Linked DNA regions of Homo sapiens: all the other regions are linked to region 1. The links are chromatin contacts, found by Hi-C or POLR2A ChIA-PET in ENCODE. All regions are on one chromosome and are shown on one strand. Each heading gives the region's core, a stretch centred on a gene start or an enhancer-like site at or near the end of the contact. The rest is flanking DNA. Distances are from core to core; before and after follow the strand shown.

The links. A loop is a pair of places that touch in the nucleus more often than their neighbours do. ChIA-PET counts read pairs that join two places held with the same protein, here RNA polymerase II (POLR2A). Pooled maps may share reads with other maps.
Region 2: a loop to region 1 is called in a pooled map, with 15 times the contacts of the local background. The contact joins the promoter of EIF5A here to the promoter of PFN1 in region 1. A Hi-C loop is called at or near these places in 3 of 37 single-sample maps with no recorded cell type and 9 of 50 pooled maps. POLR2A ChIA-PET finds 5 or more read pairs at or near these places in 1 of 52 experiments (H1).
Region 3: a loop to region 1 is called in a map of naive thymus-derived CD4-positive, alpha-beta T cell, with 15 times the contacts of the local background. The contact joins the promoter of DVL2 here to the promoter of PFN1 in region 1. A Hi-C loop is called at or near these places in 3 of 168 maps with a recorded cell type or tissue (chondrocyte and naive thymus-derived CD4-positive, alpha-beta T cell), 9 of 37 single-sample maps with no recorded cell type and 18 of 50 pooled maps. POLR2A ChIA-PET finds 5 or more read pairs at or near these places in 3 of 52 experiments (GM10248, activated naive CD4-positive, alpha-beta T cell and naive thymus-derived CD8-positive, alpha-beta T cell).
Region 4: a map of sigmoid colon shows a loop between it and region 1 (7-fold over the local background). The contact joins the promoter of DLG4 here to the promoter of PFN1 in region 1. A Hi-C loop is called at or near these places in 1 of 168 maps with a recorded cell type or tissue (sigmoid colon), 2 of 37 single-sample maps with no recorded cell type and 13 of 50 pooled maps. POLR2A ChIA-PET finds 5 or more read pairs at or near these places in 1 of 52 experiments (A549).

Annotation. Positions count from the first base shown.
Region 1 is chr17:4,947,222-4,949,845 of GRCh38, forward strand. PFN1 (profilin 1) reads right to left here and starts at 1,309. Exons shown (of 3, transcript NM_005022.4): 1 at 1,042-1,309. The coding sequence starts at 1,173. It also overlaps a transcript of ENO3 not described here. RefSeq lists silencers at 579-808, 839-908, 1,179-1,518, 1,649-1,898, 2,359-2,624 and an enhancer at 2,099-2,268.
Region 2 is chr17:7,306,318-7,308,941 of GRCh38, forward strand. It overlaps EIF5A (eukaryotic translation initiation factor 5A), which reads left to right and starts at 1,311. Exons shown (of 6, transcript NM_001970.5): 1 at 1,311-1,435. RefSeq lists enhancers at 1-436, 308-607, 437-1,247, 2,478-2,624 and silencers at 1,158-1,267, 1,628-1,797, 1,888-2,007.
Region 3 is chr17:7,233,220-7,235,843 of GRCh38, forward strand. It overlaps DVL2 (dishevelled segment polarity protein 2), which reads right to left and starts at 1,298. Exons shown (of 15, transcript NM_004422.3): 1 at 850-1,298. The coding sequence starts at 1,043. It overlaps PHF23 (PHD finger protein 23), which reads right to left. Exons shown (of 5, transcript NM_024297.3): 5 at 1,819-2,621. The coding sequence ends at 2,407. RefSeq lists a silencer at 1,036-1,335 and an enhancer at 1,446-1,495.
Region 4 is chr17:7,216,294-7,218,917 of GRCh38, forward strand. DLG4 (discs large MAGUK scaffold protein 4) reads right to left here and starts at 1,334. Exons shown (of 20, transcript NM_001321075.3): 1 at 825-1,334. The coding sequence starts at 854. It also overlaps a transcript of ACADVL not described here.

The DNA of each region.
Region 1 (2,624 bases), core at 59-2,558:
AGCAACTTTGCCCTTATTTGGTCAAAGGTTCTGCAGGAGCTGTTAGGGCCCGGACGCCTGGGTCTCCAAGTAACCTAGAGTTTAGCTCCAGGTATCTCTGCTCTGAGATGAGGAAGCAGACCCCTGGGGGCTTTCCGGGAAAGTTGGAAAACTTTTGAAGGTGGACAGGGGCCAGACCCGGCAGGCCAGCTCTCGGGTCTAGGTACCCCGGGAACCTTTCCCCCCTCCCCCTTTCACCCCAAGCCCCCACATCCGGTCCCCTCCCGCCCGGAAACCCCCTTCCCCCCCCTTTTGAACTTCCGCTCCCCCTCCCCACTTCCGGGCAGTGTGGACAGGGAGATGGTGGTGGGAGCAGCGGTAGTAAACCAATATACTTTCGCTTATGCTGTCTCAGAACTTCTCACAAAGTTCCCCTGCTCCAGGCCCCGCCGGATGGCGGGAAGGGAGGGCGAGGGGACTTCCGGGATTGGCCTCGCAGGAATGTTGAATCCAACGTGCTGAGCTGGGGGGGCGTGTGGTGGCCTCGCCCTCTCTAACGGAGTTAGGAGGGGCCAGAAGCCCACAGAGGGTGGGCAAGGGACCAAGACCACGCGCCTGGGGCTCCCTTCCGCACCAGGAGAAACAATGGTAGAGGGACGCGGGCTGGCAGCCGGACGGGGAGCTGGGGGTCCAAGGATCCCCGGGTCCCCTCTCAATCCCAATCCCCAGTAAAAACTGAGGCGCGTCCCCGCCCCGCCCTGGGAGAGGCGGAAGTGGGCCGCCGCACCGGGCGCCGCGCCCCTCCCCGCCCTGTGCCCCGGATGTAACGCCCCGTCGCGGAAAGCGGGGTAGCGGGCGGGATGGGCGCCGCCGCCTGGGGCATAGGACCTACGGGCAACTGAGGGACCCACTCACGTGCAGCCGCCATTCGCGCCGCTTCCAGGGCAAGCACCCAGTCAGGGCCTCTCGCTGCGCGCCCTAGACCGCGCCCGCCCCCACCCAAGTCCCTCCCTCAGGGTCCAAACCGGAGCAGTGCCCCGGACCGCGCAGGCCTCGCAGTACCGTGATGTTGACGAACGTTTTCCCGGGGACGGCGGCCCAGACGGAGGGCGAGTCCTTGTAGCCCACGATGGCCGCGTCCTGACAGGTCCCGTCCGCCATGAGGTTGTCGATGTAGGCGTTCCACCCGGCCATGGCGCTGCTACTGGGGCTGCTCTCGGCGCTGCTGCTGGGGCCGCGGACTGGGCTCGAGCTGCCTCGGCTGGCGGGCGGGGGGAGGCGGAGAGCTCGGGGCACGCGCTGCCGTCCGGACCGCGGCTCCGCTCGCTGTGCAGCAGCCCTCGCACCGCCACTTCCTGCTCCTCCCCCCCCCCGCCCCGCTAGATTTTTATTTGCAAAGGACGGTAGGGGCGGGGCCTACTCCCCATTCCCTCCCTCCCCCACTCGCCAGCCCAGACACCGAACTTTGCAAATGCAATTTTAAAAATCCCTCCCCCTATTGCAAAATTTGCAGAGTTCGATGGAAAGCAATGCAGAAGGATGGGGGGTGGCGGGAGAGAGGTGAAGGGTAGGGTTTGCTCCAATTTGCACTGAATATAAACCAGACTTTGGTATCGGGGCAGGGAGTGAGCCAGAAGAAGGAAGGAAGGAGAAAGCAGGAGGAATTAGCAAGCTGCAAATTTAGCAAATTAAGGAGAGTTCGGGGAGCCCAGGGTTAAACGGGATGACTCCTCCTTCCCCCACCTCCGCCGAAGGGAAGGACCGGCGGGCGGCGGCGCGTGTGCCCGCGCCTGCGCCTGCGCCGGGGCCGGGAGTGCATGGGGCGGTCGGGGCCGGAGCCGGCTGCACGGGAGCGCGCCCGGCCCGACCCGTGTGGACCCTGCGGGAAAGGAAGGCGGGCTGGGGACGTGTCTCCCGCCTGGCGGAAGGGGCGGGGGCGAAGCCGTGCGCGCTGCCGCCTCACCACCCTTGATTTTACTTATTCAAGTAATAAGAAAGCAAAGAAGAGTTTGGCCAAATCCTCTAGTCGCTCTCATAGCTGAAGGCACCCACCGGGGCCACTTCTGTCCCCAGCGTCTTCTCGGGTCGTGCAGGTTGGGTTCACCAGGGCCCATTCTCAGTCTAGAGGATTGTCCCTTCTCTGGATCGGCTCTAGCCCAGGGCCTCACCCCACATCCCAGCCCCGCCCGCCCCAGGCAGGCAATGTCTGGATCACCGGCCGTGCCCCTTGGCCTGTGTCTGCAGAGGTCACAGAGCGCGGACACCCGCGGGGCTTAACAGGCGGGGCTATTTTTCGAGGCGGAAGAATACTCAAGTTGCAAGAGTGGCAACTTTTTCAAGAAGGGGAAAGTCCCACTTCGGGCCCTTTGGGTTTCTTCGCAGTCAGATGTGCGCTCACAGCCACCTGGGGAGGGCGGGACGGGCGGGACGGCCGTGCGGCGGCCGCGGTGAAACCGCCTCCTCCGACCCGCCGCCGAGGGCTGGGCGGCTTCCGGAGCCTGGGCTAGGGGCAAGGGGTCACCGAGCGCGGCCCGGGCGGAAAGGGGGTTGGTTTTCTCTCTCCTCCCGAGCGCGGCGCGCATCCCTGGCGTCCACGCCGAATCCCACAGTCCCCGACGCCCCTCGAGTCCGTGTTCCTCGACAGC
Region 2 (2,624 bases), core at 61-2,560, 2.4 Mb after region 1:
GAACTCCTGACCTTGTGATCCGCCCGCCTCGGCCTCCCAAAGTGCTGGGATTACAGGCGTGAGCCACCGCTCCCGGCCTACCACTATTTTATTTTATTTATGTATTATTTATTTATGTTTTTGAGACTTGAGTTTCGCTCTTGTTACCCAGGCTGGAGTGCAATGGCGCAATCTCGGCTCACGGCAACCTCCACAGGAGAAGCGATTCTCCTGTCCCAGCCTCCCGAGTAGCTGGGATTACAGGCATGCGCCGCCACGCCCGGCTAATTTTGTATTTTTAGTAGAGACGGGGTTTCTCCATGTTGGTCAGGCTGGTCTCGAACTCCCGACCTCAGGTGATCCGCCCGCCTCGGCCTCCCAGAGTGCTGAGATTACAGGTGTCAGCCACCGCGCCCGGCCCACCACTCATTTTTATAGACAATTTTTTCTAAGGGACCTCGTAGACAATACTTTGGGGAACCGCAGAGCACAGTTGGGGAAAACACAGTAATACCATCTAAGTTTCTTTACTGAGGACCTCAGAGCCGAATGGCCTCTATGGATGCCATAGAGACCAATACGGACTGAGGGTTTAAAGAAGATGGTGTCCGCCGCAGGACCGCTCTATCTTCTCGGGTGAACTCTATGGCAGAGCATAGGCATTCGATTTAGAGAAGTGAAGCCGAGATGGGTGGGAACCCGACCACACTAGCGCGCTAGAAGAGTGGGGCGGAAAGACATCTCCCGCGCATGTGTGGAACTGGGGGGACTGATTCCAAGACAAGGCGCCCACCCCACAGAGCAAGTTTTCTGAAACGTGTGAGTCGTTTAAGTCCAGTTAAAGCCGAGGTGGGGCGTATCCTGAGACGCATGCGTTCTAGACGAGACAAGTGATCTAGCGGCGTGGTCTTTTCAACGCCTGGCGTACTGACGGCGTCTGAGGTGGAAGGGGTTGTTTAGGATTCCGAACACGCATGCGTTCTGAGACCCAGGCGTTTCCTTTAGAGGGTGTGGAGTGCAGGGCTCCTTATTGCGCAGGCGCAAGGACTGCCCGGTAGGACGAGCGGTCTATCAAGGGGAGGGAAGATGAGGTTGAAGAGATTAAAAAACCGGGTGCGCCTGCGCGTTGCAGATTAGTTGAAAACGCTCAGGGTTTGTGAGGGGCGGGGTCACGTATGCGCGTCATTGGACGGGTCGGTGGGAGGGAGGGTGGAGATGGGTAGGGTGTGTGCGCTTGCGCAGTGCGGGGGTGGAGGGCGGAGGAGATAGATAGCACGCTTGCGCGGCTGTCATAGGGCTGCTTGGTTGGTCAGTGGGGAGTCGGCGCCTGCGTACTAAGACCCGTGTGCAGCAGCGGCGGCGGCGGTAGAGGCGGCGGCGGCGGCGGCAGCGGGCTCGGAGGCAGCGGTTGGGCTCGCGGCGAGCGGACGGGGTCGAGTCAGTGCGTTCGCGCGAGGTGAGAGCGGGCAGGGCGCGTGTGCGCGGTACCTTGGCTTGGGCCCGGGAGAAGATGGAACTGCGCGGGGGTCGGGGAGGGGGCAGAGGGGAGCGGCGGCCGCCGCCGCACGGGTTCGGCCAGAGAGCGGCGCGAGGTGAGGAGAGGCGCGGGCGCGCGCCCCGGTTGGCGCGCGGGGTGACGGTTGGGGTTGGCCCGGTGACGTTGGAGCGACGCAGGGCGGGGGACGGCGAGCCGCGAGGCAGCCACGCGGGAGAGGCCGCCAGGCGGCCACGCCGGGGCGAGGGCCAGGGGCCAGATCGGCCCACCGGGGCAAGGGTACCTGGGCCGTTGAGGACCCGGCTCAGCGCGGCCACGTGAGGTGGGGGAGGGGGCTATTCGGTGAGAGGGCATGATGGGGGGGGTTGGCGGACGGCCGGGGGGAGGGGAGGCGGCGTGGCTCCGGCCTGGCGCAGTCTCTGAGGAGGGGGCGGCCGCGGCACCGGAAGTGCCCCCCACGGGAGGCTGCCCTCGGGGTCGCAGGCCGCATGGCCAAGCGTGGACCGGGGCCGCATGGCAGCGCGGGGACCCCTCCCCCCAGGTCCCGGCCACCGGAAGCCCGGAACGGCCACATGGTCGGCAGGAGCCGGCAGCCCCTAGCGCGGGGAGCTAGTCCTCGCGGGGGTTCCGAGGGGGCCTGAGATTTTGAGGAGTGGAAGCCGGAGGCTCGGGTCCTAATCACCCCGGAGGGCCTGCTGCAGGCATATGTTAGCGCTTCCCAACCTCAAGGGCCCCAGGAGCTTTCCTGAAAAACCCTCCTGTGAAGTGTGGCGGTCAGCCAGGTGTAAGTGGCACCCCTTCGAGCTGGGAGGCCGGAGAAATGGGGAAACAGGGCGTTTGGACAGGAGCCCAACTTTTCTGTCGGCCTGGGTGGACAGCGCCTAAAAGCCTCAGGCAGATGAGTTTCCCACCGTGATAGGCGTTCTTCACCTTGTCACTGTCTTCCTGTTGTAACTGGTTTGGGAGTTCCACGGTTTCGAAGTCCTTAACTCTACTAGCCTAGTATGATTTTCTACTACTCACTACTACCAACCTTTTGCTTTCATTTTATTGTCATTCACCACCCCCCACCTCTCCCACTTTCTACTGACTGTACTGGCCCGGCCTGAAAAGCCGACAGGACAGATGCATCCTGGGAAAAGTGGGAGGG
Region 3 (2,624 bases), core at 48-2,547, 2.3 Mb after region 1:
TACCCTAGGATAGCCCAATCTATTCTAGCACAGCCTACAATGCCCCCACACGCAGCTGTCTGCACCAGTCTAGATTGGAACATCCCAATACGGCTGCCTGTGCTAGCACAGGCCCCAACAGCCTTGTCTGCCCCTATACCGAGTGCTCCAATAAAACCAAGTCTTGCCCCAAGAGAAACCAGGATTAACCAATACAACCCAGTAGAGTCCATAATGGCCCAAGTGTTTTTTGTTTTTTTTCTGAGACGGAGTCTCGCACTGTCGCCCAGGCTGGAGTGCAGTGGCGCGATCTCGGCTCACTGCAACCTCCGCCTCCCAGGTTCAAGAGATTCTCCCTGCTTCAGCCACCCAAGTAGCTGGGACTACAGGCGCGTGCCCCCACGCCCGGCTAATTTTTTGTATTTTTAGTTAGTAGAGATGGGGTTTCACCGTGTTAGCCAGGATGGCCTCGATCTCCTGACCTCGTGATCCGCCCGCCTCAGCCTCCCAAAGTGCTGGGATTACAGGCGTTACAGGACTCCTGAGAACGTACTAAACAACCAGACAATGGATCAATTTACTCAGTACAGACTAGAATACTCCAACATAAACCAGTATGCCCCCACCTATTCCAGTAAAGCCTAATCTTGTCTAATCTGGTTTAGGATATCCTAGTCTGTCCGTGTGCCTCAATCTATCCAAGCATAACCTTGTCCATCCTGGGATAGTCAACCTACCTCAGCATAGTACAATCTGCTCCACCATAGGCCAGAAAATCCCAGTGTGGCCCAAAGTAGACGTGTGCCCCTCCATGTCGCCCAATCCACTCTAGCAAAGCCCCCGCCGGTCCTATCTAGGCCTTGCGCTCACCCGAAATCCTGATCCATAGACTTGAAAAAGTACTTGGCGCCCGCGGGCCGCTGCAGGACGCTCTTGAAATCGCCGAGGGTGATGCGCTCGGCGGGGACAGGGATCTTCACCAGGTAGGGAGTCTCTTCCTCATCCAGGTGGTAAATCACCTTCGTCTCCCCAACCCCACCGCCCCCAGTGCTGCTACCCGCCATGGTCTCGCCCGCGCGCTCCCGGGCTCCACCGCCCACCCAAAGGGCTAATGGCCCCTGCCGCGCCTGCGCACACCCGCAAACCGACGCGCGAGCGCGGACAGGACTGACCCAGTACGGGAGAGAAGCAAAGGGGAAAAAGCACGGATCTGCGAGGGTGGCGGCGGGGGGCGGGCCGCGGGGTGCGACTCAAAGCCCCGGTCTCAGCGGCCGCCGCGCGCCACCGCCACCGACGCCGCGAGCTTCCTCCAGGTACCCGCCCACCTCTCCTCATGTCACGTGACTTAAAGGCAGCCACCCCGCGCTCCTCAGCCGCCCTCCGTCACGTGATCCCCTCCCAATCACGTGACCGTCTGACTCCGCCTAGTGCCCCCGCCACATGATCGCTGCCTTCAGCAACGGTCTCCCAGCCCCCAAACGTGTACCCCAGCCGAGGTCCTCTGAGCACCCAGGCTAAGCTGGCCTGTGCCTTCAGGAAACGGACCATCGGCTCCCACCCCGCTTTACCCCACCCACGATGGAGCACGAAGCAACTCTGACCCGCAGGAGTGTGCGTGCAGGGAGTGAAGGTGGGGACTGTGGGGGTTCCTAGACTCGAGTGGGGAGGGCCAAATACAATGAAAGCTCTAAGGTGGCTTACTTGTCTTGGGGTGGGAAAGGCCCAGTGCTGTGATATCTTCAGATTGGACTTTGAGACGTGGGTTTCAGCCCCACCTCCAGCTAGTCTTCAGCCACCAAAGCCTCCCTCCCGAGCAGGACAGTGAGGGCTATAAACACAAAAGAGCCCACTCTGCTTTATTTACAACACGCAGGCTGTCTGTACAAACAGCGGCCGATATTATTAAAAACAAAAGAGGTGAGTGAGAATCGTCACCTTTCTGCTTTCCTTCCTCACTTGGCCAGGCTCTAGTACTCCACCTTTGAGCTGCCATGCCCAATAGGGGAAGTCCAAAATTAAAAATACAACCGGTGTAGAAGAAAATAAATGGGGAGTGAAATAGAAGAAAAGATGAGGGAGGGGAGTGCTAATATTTACACTAGAGTTTTATAGACAACTGTCCCATTCCATCCCAATTCCAATCCTGACCCAGAAAGTGATGGTGGCAGGTCCAAGAGACAGAGATTATGTGTCGGGACACAGACAGCCTCCCATCCCCAACCGTAATGGATTCAATTTCAAGTCCACAGAGTGGGGAGGAAGGATAGGGTGGGAAAGTGAGACACTCATTTTCAAACAAGTCTCCCTTGAGAATTCCTGCCTTGAAGTGCAGACAGTATCCAAGCTCCAGGGGATAGGCTGAGGACCCTGAGGCTCAGTTCCCAAATCATGTTGTCATTTGGAAGTTCCAGGCTAAAGTTGGTGCCATCAGGGCTCTCCAGATTTGGGAGGCCCCCCTAACCGCCGGGCCTCTGGCCTCAGTTCCTTGCATTTCTGGCAATAAAAGAAGTCGGGGACGTTGGTCTTCTTAATCTTAGCACAGGAGAGGTGGATCCACGTCCCACACAGGCTGCACTCAATCATGGGCCGCCCTGCAAAGGGCTTTCGACAGTAACATGTGATCAGATCCCATGAGTCATCACCTG
Region 4 (2,624 bases), core at 84-2,583, 2.3 Mb after region 1:
CACCTGCCTTTGGGCCACCCCCAAATTGTGCACCACCCACCCGGTCCCCCTCCTCAAATCCCCTCTCTCCCTAAGCCTCTCATCCTCCTCCTCAGGGGCTGGCAAGCTCGGCTGCTGCAATCTTCTGCCTCCTATGGGAGTACCCCCAAATCCTTGCCTCACCTGGTCCATTCCCTCAGGTGATCCCATGCCAGGGCCCCAGCCCTCTGACAACTTCCAACTACCTCCATTCTATATGACTGAACCCTAAATTAACAGTTCCCTCAAATTGAGAGAGCATCCCTAAATGCAGCCACCACGAGATGCTTGTTCTAGAGTCTGAAGGCCCACCCCTTCCCTGCCAGCTGACACCCCCAGATCAGTCAGGCACTCACAACCAATAACCTTTACCCCATGCCAGGAGCCCCCCAAAACTGGACAAGGCCCTTGGAAGCCAGCTTTTCCCTGGGGAGGAAAGAGGAACCCCCCAACATAGCCCACCTTCCCACATACACCAGCAGGACTCCCTTATGAGCCAGGCTTCTCCTTAAATAAGTCTCCCTCAAACAGCGCTGATGAACCCCCAAACCCGCCAGGCCCCCCGAACCATGGAATATCCTAAATTTTCCATATCCCTACAGGTACAAAGGGATCACTCCAGGGGGCACCTGTGGCCAAATCCTGCATTTTCTCAGATGTGAACCCCAAAACTAAATTAAGACCCCCAAATACATCTTACTTCTGATGCTGCCACTCCAGGGGCGCCAGTCCCAGATAAGGCCTACTAACCCCTCCCCACAAACTCATACCCTCCCCCCAGTTTATAGCCCCCCCATCATGCTTACCTTGGTTGTCACTATACAGAGACAGTCCATGTTGGGGGGCCTGGCCGCGGCGGCGGGTAAGGGGCTCTGACTTCATCGGAGTTTCGTTCCTCCCCTCCGTGGGTTCTCACCCCTCCCCCCTCCGCACCCCACTTTTGCAGGGGGGGCCAGGATGGGGGGAGGGGTGAGAGGGGAAGGAGGGGGTTGGAGAAGGGAAGGGGAGGGGAGCGTGGGAGGGAGGGGAAGGGGGCCCTAAAAGGGGCTCCCCAGTGGAGGGGAGGGGGCTTGGGGAGCACACCCCGATTCTCAGGAGGGGCGGGGGCACCGGGGGCTGGCAGCCCCGGAGTTCGGGGGCTGGGGCATGAGCTGGGGTGGGGGAGGGGAACTGGATTTCGGGGAGCCCCGGGGTAGGGGGGGGTCTTGCCAAACGGCCAGGGGCTAGGGGCCGTGGCGGGGGAGTGGGGTGGGGGGGTTGGAAACGGCAGCGGCCGAGGGAGCCGTGGAGCCGAAGAGGGAAGGGGAGAGAGGAGGAGAGAGGAAGCAGGGGGAGGGAGGGAGGGAGCTAGGAGCCAGAATGGGGGGGGTGCCTTGGCAGAGTTAACTCCTTCTGTGCTGGCAGGAACCCGGATAATGGGAAAGGAGATAGAAGCAGAAGCACAGAGGCCCCTGAGGCAAACATGGAGACCTGGCCAGCCACCAGCGATGACAGCAAAGACGATGAGGCTGGATTTCATTTCTTAGAGAAGGAAGCATCTATAGTTGGGCTGGGAGCACCCACGGTTATTTGAATACGGGAGGGAGGCCTCTCGGCAGGCGGTAGGGGGTCGGGTGTGAGGGAGGAGCTGAAGGAGGCAATCCCTGGGGGCCTAGTTCTCCCTCAGGTTTCTCAGGGGGAAACCTAAAAAGTTAAGCCCTAGACTCTTTAGTGCCTGAAACTGGGGCAGCCAAAGAAAACGAGGAAGAAAGGGAGAGTGGGTACAGGACCACAGAGAGTGCATTCTCGGTGCCCCAAGTCCCTGGGCCACTGACTCAGGCTTTTGTCAGCAGGGCCCCCAAGATTCCAGGTAATATTAGTGATATTTGGCTCACCCCTCCAGCCCTGCCTGCCCCTCAGGAAGTTAGGCGCTCGCCCCCACCTCCTTACCTGACTCTCTGAGAGGGAAGCCTCATAATAGTCCAGGATGTCTGTCACAGGAACAGAACTGAGTTACCTCCCCACCCCAGGCCTCTCCAGGCACATCACCCCTGTCATCACCGCTGCTGGCTGGCTGGCAAGGGAGGAGCCCTTTCAGCCAAGGCTGGTCCACACTCATGGAGGACACCATAGGCAGGACCCTGCATGGTGCTCCAGCTTGGACCAAATGATCTCTGGGCTCCCAAACAGCCCCCGAAGTTCAGTAATGGCCCTTGGAGGCCCAGGTCCCTCAGAAAACGGGCTACTCACCCAGCAAGGCCTGGAAGAGGTCGCTATGCAGCACTGTGAGGAGTGGGGGTGCCCACCGCAGCAGTGGGGGTGCCAGGAGCCAGAGGGCTGACCTGGGAGCTAGTGAGATGCAAGGAGAATTGGGACAGGGAAGATGCCAACACAGGAAGATGAACACACTGTCACTTCATCTCCCCAGACTGTGCCCTTCACCCCAGCCCCTACGGAAAGATTTGGGGAGAAGGATCTCCGAGCCCCAGCCCCCCACTTCGCTCCCAGACCTCCCCTCCACAAGGAGCCCTGTTTTTCACCTCTTGGTCTCTGGGACATCTCTCTCTTCTCTCACTTTAATCTCCCTAATCCTCCAGGATTGGAGTTGAGCTGCTTCTCCCCACTAA